2 separate regions of the Homo sapiens genome follow, and region 2 is linked to region 1. A link is a contact called in ENCODE Hi-C data. All regions are on one chromosome and are shown on one strand. Each heading gives the region's core, a stretch centred on a gene start or an enhancer-like site at or near the end of the contact. The rest is flanking DNA. Distances are from core to core; before and after follow the strand shown. Region 1 holds the start of GBP4 (guanylate binding protein 4). Region 2 overlaps EVI5 (ecotropic viral integration site 5).

Region 1 (3,484 bases), core at 265-2,764:
ATGGTATATAAATATATTTCTACGTTTAATGGTATATAAAATTTCTATGTATATAAAATTTGTACATTTCAAATGGAAAAATATTTAGTTTAGCATGTCAAAGACTAGTACAGATCTGTTATGTACATTATTTATGATTCTTACAAGAACGCTAAAAATGCCTTGTCAAGGTGATGCATAAAATAAACAGAATTAGAAAATCAAGGCACTGATGGCAGAATAATTCCACTCCTGGAATAAATAGGGGCAGGATGTTACAAAAAGGAGATGAGGAGTGGTTAGAAAAGGCTCCAGGCATTCCAGAAGAATTTGCTCTCTCATTAATTTAATAAAGAGTATTGCGTACCTACCATGTGCTAATTAACACCGTTCTAGATTCTCAGCAACAAGCAAGGAACATAATTGATACAAACTTCTGCCTCTTGGAGCTCTATTTGTTGTAACCCAGCGAGTTACAGAGAAACGCCACACTCTGAGACGAATTCAGGAGTCCTTTATTAGCCGGCGACCGAGAGACGGCTAGTGCTCAAAATTCTCTCGGCCCGAAGAAGGGGCTAGATTTTCTTCTATACTTTGGTTTAGAAAGGAGAGGTTGGGGGGAGGGGTCTAGTTAAAACAATCCTACAGAAGTAAAGTAGGCAAAAAGTTAAAAGGATAAATGGTTACAGGAAAGTAAACAGTACTAGGTGCAGGGGCTTTAATTCTATCACAAGGTGATAGAAGCGGGGCTTTGGGCTTTATCAACCAGACACAAACGCGGGGGGCTCTGGGTGCTGTTAACCGGGCGAATTCCTGGGAACTGCGGGTATGGCTTGCCACAGTACCTTATCAGTTAATTGCATTCTTGGATGTGCTGGGAGTCAGCTTGCACAAGTTAAGTCCCTGAGGAAGCGGGTGGGTAAGGGGCTGCAAGTGAAGGAGCCGAGATGCAGACTGTCTGGCTCTTTCAGCTAAGGGAGAGTCAACTCAGGTTAAAACAAGGTAGGGTATCACATATTCTAGTGGGGGACAGAAAATTAATAAAACAAACAAGCAAAAAATGTGTATATGTATACTAGATGATGGTATTTCGCAGGAGAAAATGCCACAGCTCTGGGAGGAAGCCCGAGGAGGAGCAGCGCATCCTGGAGACACCGGTGCGCCTCTGGTCGCCGCCTGTGGACCGTCTAGAGACGCTGGGCCACACGGAGCAAAGCACTCAGGGGTTCAAGCAGCATCAGACTTCCCCGCGAGGTTCCTCCACTGCCTTTGTCACCCGCCAGTGTGAAGTCTCCAACCCTCCCCGTGTGCAGTCTGCGCTTGGGAATTTGTTGTTGTTTGTTATAACCCAAATATACTTGAAAGGTAAAGCTTAAGAGCAAACTTACCTGGTGTGGGCACTGCAGCGTGAAGAGTTCTCTCACCCATTGCTCTGTCCTCCTGCGCCTGGATCCTCGAGAAACGGACTGTTCTTAGAAGCTGAAAGTCCAGCCGGATTTACAGACATCCAAGTAAGAGTCTGTGAGAACCGAAATTGAAAGGACATGCACTTTGTGGGGAGTTGACTGTTGGGGATTTTCCTGTTTATCAAGACAGGAAACTAAAGGAGCTTGAAAGTGCTGGTTCCTCCACACCAGACTCCTGAAACTCAGGTTTGTTTGTCCCTCTTCCACCCTTAGCTTAGGTATCTTTCGCCTCCAAAATGAATATAGAGCAGCAGACATGAATGTTGTTTCATCTACCTGTCTCTCAGGGGTAATTTTGTCAGGGAAGAAATTTGAGTTTTTGTTTGCTTTTATTTTTTTTTACATGCTTATATGTTTCTGTTTCTCATCTCTTTTCTTTATTTTTTCATTAACCATAAAATATGTGTGTGTTTGTGTGTGTGTCTATGGATATCTATGTATCCTCTAACGTTGTTGCCCAGAGGTGCGGTGGTGGCAAGTAAATACTTCTCTTTCAAAACACAAACATCTCATTGAAACTGGATCTTTTGGAGGACAGGAGGATGATTGGACCATAAAAAGCATAATTTATAATTAGGAGTCTTACCCAGGCTACCAGAAAAATGGACTCAGTTCCTAAAATGACTAGCCAGTTTGTTAACAGAGTTTGGGAAATCTATCTGAAATAAATGGGTAATGATTCCCCATTTGTGCCTATCCCTTAGATCTTCCTATTTGTTTAGTAATGTCTGATTAAACATTTGCAAATTAATAAGTACAAAATTTTAGGCACTTAATCAGGTAAAATTACTGGTGCCGATTTTGATTCAAAACTTAACATTTATTTCCTATAAGCAATATTGAAAGTGAAAATAAAGCTAAGTCAAGTTTTAAATAGGACCAGTAATAAGAAATCAGGTGCTTTTTTCTCTTACCATTTTTTAATGTCAGGAAGTCCCTCTCTCTTAAAAAAAAAAAAAAAGAAGAAGAAGAAAAAGTACAGGGATGACTGAATCCAGGTAAATGTGTTTGAAACACCTGAATTTCACCAGTGGCACCCCTTTCCAGATAATCCAATGTTACTGACTTCAGATAATCATGGAAATGTTAATCAAGAAGAAATTTAGGCTGGGTGTGGTGGCTCACTCCTGCAATCCAACCATTTTGGGAGGCCAAGGTGGGCAGATCACTTGAGTCCAGGAATTGGAAACCAGCCTGGGCAATATGGGGAAACCCCATCTCTACAAATAATAATAATAATAAATTAGCTGGGCATAATGGCATGTGCCTGTTATAATAGTCCTAGTTACCTGGGAGTCTGAGGTGGGAGGATGACCTGAGCCCAGGAGGTCAAGGCTGCAATGAGCCATGGTGGTCCCACTGCACTCCAACCTGGGCAACAGAGTGAGATACTGTCTCAAAAAAAATTGTTAATTCACAGTTGTATGTATAATGATTGCACATAGCAATATGTCTATGCACATAGAAAATATACATAGCAATATGTCTGTGTTACACAGATAAAAGTCTATAAGTGTTCCCCCAACCACTACCTCCTTAAAATTAGTACTTCTAGCTCAGGTGATTTTTTTAAAATGTCTTTCTGAATTATATGAATTTTTAAAGACTTTTTTTATAATCACAGATATGCACACACATACTCATAAAAAGGAAATAACTTTTATTTTGATAAAAAGACTCTGAACATTTTTTGAATATTTTTCCATATCAGATTTTGAGCTTCTTATTTATACATTTTTTGAATATTTAAAGTGCAATGTCTATATGTTTTTGTATTTTGTGGTTAACTTGTAATTCATTTACAAGATGTATCAAATAAAACAGTTTTTTGAAATGAGGGTGTTTTACTGGCTCACTGATTTTGGAAGGAAACTGGAGGAAATGAGTTGCAGATGTTTTTAATCTCACTGAGCAAGGCAAGGAGACAGAAAGTTATGACGTTAGTAGATCATACAGGGCAAGTGATAATGTTATCTGTGTGTACTTACTTTAATATAGTTCAGAATAGTCACTGTCGTGTGTGTGTCTGTGTTTTTACA
Region 2 (3,484 bases), core at 266-2,765, 3.3 Mb after region 1:
AAGACAGAAATTTCTTTTGTGAAATAGAGAAGTGTCATGGTTTTAGAGTTTTGTAGTCTTTAAATGTAGGTTCTTTATAAGTGATAAAGAAATCTGTGCCGAGAAAATATGATCACCTGGGCAAGTGTCTGTGTGGCTAGAGGAGACAATGTGCTGTGTGTCTGCTTTCTTTTAGCACATCATAGGACACTGGTAACTTAAAAAATTACAGTTGATTTTTTTTTACACTTGGTTTTAAAGAGACGTAACAAGTTATCCTTCAATTTTAACATTGGGGTAATGGAATTAATAATACAATCTTATAATTATATAATGCTTTACAGTTAAAAGTGCTTTCATGCATATTATTTCAACTTAAAAAAAATTTCCCCTGTGTGTGACTGGAGGTTGCACTGTGCAGACAACTACCACTTTCTGAGATTCAAAAGAATAAGAGGAAGGGCTGCATTGGGTATTTTGAAAGACAATCAATCCACAACAAAGTGGAAAAAAGTCATCCACACACCAAAAAAAACCCCTAACCAAATGAACTTTGATCACTACTAGACAGGGTTTAAACCATTGAAGTGAATCATGTGACACCAAGTGAACTGCAAAACAGTTGCAGTAAGTTTCCAAGACTGAGTCATATCAGATTATAAAAGCTCCTATTCGTACATTTGAGTTTGTATAATTAATCTTTATAAAACAAAGAGCTATAGCTTTTTGAGCTAAATGTAGCATTTCTGTAAGTGATATGTAATATATACAATTTTAAATAACAATGTATTTTACTTTTCATGGAAAGATCTAATAATCACATAGTTTGTATTTCTAAGTTCTAGAGGCTTTACTTTTTTTTCCATCCTCAGAGTTTGGTCAGTAATTTTGTTGGATTCCTTATAGAATACCTTTAATAGTTTTCTGTTTTCAAAATCTAAAATAAATGTAATGGGAGATGATATGCAAAATTTATTCTCAATTATCAGCTTCTTTAAACACTGAATTGTAAACATGACAAAGGTTAGACTAGTAATAACCACACAAACAAAATGATTTCCAGAGAATCAGAACAGGAAATCAGTAAAAGTGATCGACTGGAGGTCATGATTTCTTCATTACTTTATTACACAGACAAGAGCCAAAATTCTAATCTACAGTACTTAAAAAAAAAAAACTAAAAAAAATTCAAGAATTTTATTGAAATAATACTAGGTACATAATGCTGAAAATGTTTTTGGTTTTAAGCTAAGTAAATCATAAAAAATATAAAATTTAGAATGAAAAAATTGTAGATTTCATGTAAAACTGTATATAATGCAATAGTTAAAGCTGACGTTTTTAGAAGGAAAAAACATGCACCCACATTAATAAGTAAAAAAGGTAGAAAGGAAAGGAAAGTTTGGAATAGAAGAAACTTACAACTGCACACTTTTTACCTGAGAAGAAGAGAGGGGGAGTCATTTACAGAGAATTCTTAGTCTTTCTACAGTGCATACTTAGATGTATTCAGTATTGTGGGCAAACAAAATGAAACTGCCACTGAATGTCTTCTTCCTGGCAGCTGACACATCTTGATAAAATTGAAACCATTAACATTATTTAGAAGGTACTCTAAGGTCAACGCTGATGAGGCTACGAATATGTGAGGTTCTATGTAAATTTATGACCAATTACAGGAAATAAATCACTTCACACTTGTTTCACTCTGAACTTTTAAAGCTACATCAAAGTACCATGTAGATTTCCTTTGATTTAACCTTCAGCAAAATGAAGCATTTAAAAATTCAAACCTTTAGCAAAACACCCTCATGAAAATGAAGTACTTCTTTTCTATTTGGATTGGATTCTGTTCAGAGGAAATTCTTGTTCTCTAAAGCTATATCATGTGTTTTTTCAGTCCATCAATCAATTAACCAAATATGCACCTAGTGTTTAGGTGACAAGTGTTGTGATGCTGGAAAGGCAAAGACAAATGACAAGGCTCCTGCCCTCAGTTAAAAATCTGAAGGGCAAGACAAAAAAACTAAACAGCTGATTCCAAGGTGGCACACTGTTAAGTAAACCCACAGGAGAAGCAATACACTGGCTAGAAGGGAGAATTCTTAGGGAAGGAGGAAGATGATGATGTTCGAGTTGGGTCTGTAAGGATGAGCAGAGGTGGAGGGAGGAGAAATCAGGCACAGGTGGCATGGGGAAAAGCCTAAGGCCAGAGAATGTATTATGTGTTAGGAAACTGCAAGTGGTTTGGTGTGGCTGGATATAGGTCTCAAAATGAGAGGTGAGAGATGAAACTTGAAAGAAAGCTGGGGCTAAACTATGAAGAATCTTATGCCATGTTAAAGAATTAGAACTTATCACGAAGGTTATGGGTGAGTCACTGAGGCAGTGGAGTAGTGTCATTAGATTTTATCTAATCCTTTATAATATCACACTGTGACTACATAAGTATTTTGTGGTATAGCTGGAACAATAAGAGCACTTATTTAGCCCTTACTATGTCCCAGGCTCTGTTTTAAGTGCTTTTCCAGCATTAATTTACTTAATTCCCCCAATATCTCCCACAAGATAATTGAGGGATGGAGGAAAACTTTTTTTTAGGTGTCAAATCACTCAAGAAATCTGAAAAAATCTTGAACCCGGCCGGGCGCAGTGGCTCACGCCTATAATCCCAACACTTTGGGAGGCCGAGGCGGGCGGATCACGAGGTCAGGAGATGGAGACCATCCTGGCTAACACTGGTGAAACCCCGTCTCTACTAAAAATATAAAAAATTAGCCGGGTGTAGTGGCGGGCGCCTGTAGTCCCAGCTACTTGGGAGGGTGAGGCTGGAGGATGGCGGGAACCCGGGAGGCGGAACTAGTAGTGAGACGAGATCATGCCACTGTGCTGCAGCCTGGGCGACAGAGCTAGACTCCATCTCAAAAAAAAAAAAAAAAAAAAAAAATCTTGAACCCATTCTCCCAAAGATCCGCCTATGTTTATACATAAAATATTTGTAAATACTTTAATAGACCCCATCCATGGGCCCCAGGTTAGGAAACTGTCCAGAAGAGAAAGACTATGAATTTTTAAAATGACCTTGAGATATAACTTGCCTTCCATACAATTTACCCATTTAGAGTGTACAATTTGATGGCTTTTAGTATATGCATAGAGTTGTGCAACCATCACCACAACCAATCCTAGAATATTTTTATCATGCCATAAATAAACCACACACCTCTTAGCTGTCATCCCTTAAAACCCCTCTCTTCCCCTCCAACCCCAAGGAACCACTAATCTACTTTCTTTCTCTATAAATTTATCTATTCTGGACATATAAATGAAATCATACAATATGTGGCCTTCTGTGACTGATTTTTGAAAAATTTATCATCCATGTTGTGGCATGTGTCAGCACTTGATTCCTTTTATTGCCTCATAATTGATCATATGGATATACCACATTTTATTTATCCAGTCATCAGATGATTGACATCTGAGTTGTTTCTACTCTCTAAAT

Evidence for each region. A loop is a pair of places that touch in the nucleus more often than their neighbours do. Pooled maps may share reads with other maps.
Region 2: a loop to region 1 is called in a pooled map, with 30 times the contacts of the local background. The contact joins the enhancer-like site here to the promoter of GBP4 in region 1. A Hi-C loop is called at or near these places in 2 of 37 single-sample maps with no recorded cell type and 2 of 50 pooled maps.

What each region holds. Positions count from the first base shown.
Region 1 is chr1:89,197,428-89,200,911 of GRCh38, forward strand. GBP4 (guanylate binding protein 4) reads right to left here and starts at 1,515. Exons shown (of 11, transcript NM_052941.5): 1 at 1,368-1,515. The coding sequence starts at 1,407. LOC107985076 (a long non-coding RNA gene) reads left to right here and starts at 920. Exons shown (of 3, transcript XR_002958332.2): 1 at 920-981; 2 at 1,076-1,631. RefSeq lists a silencer at 1,319-1,613.
Region 2 is chr1:92,536,641-92,540,124 of GRCh38, forward strand. The region is part of intron 19 of EVI5 (ecotropic viral integration site 5); the gene reads right to left. Among named protein-coding and RNA genes, the nearest start is that of GFI1, 51 kb to the left of the region's middle. Within about 2 kb of position 1,516, at least 5 of the 41 ENCODE cell types and tissues checked have a DNase peak (open chromatin) inside an H3K27ac peak, as active enhancers do.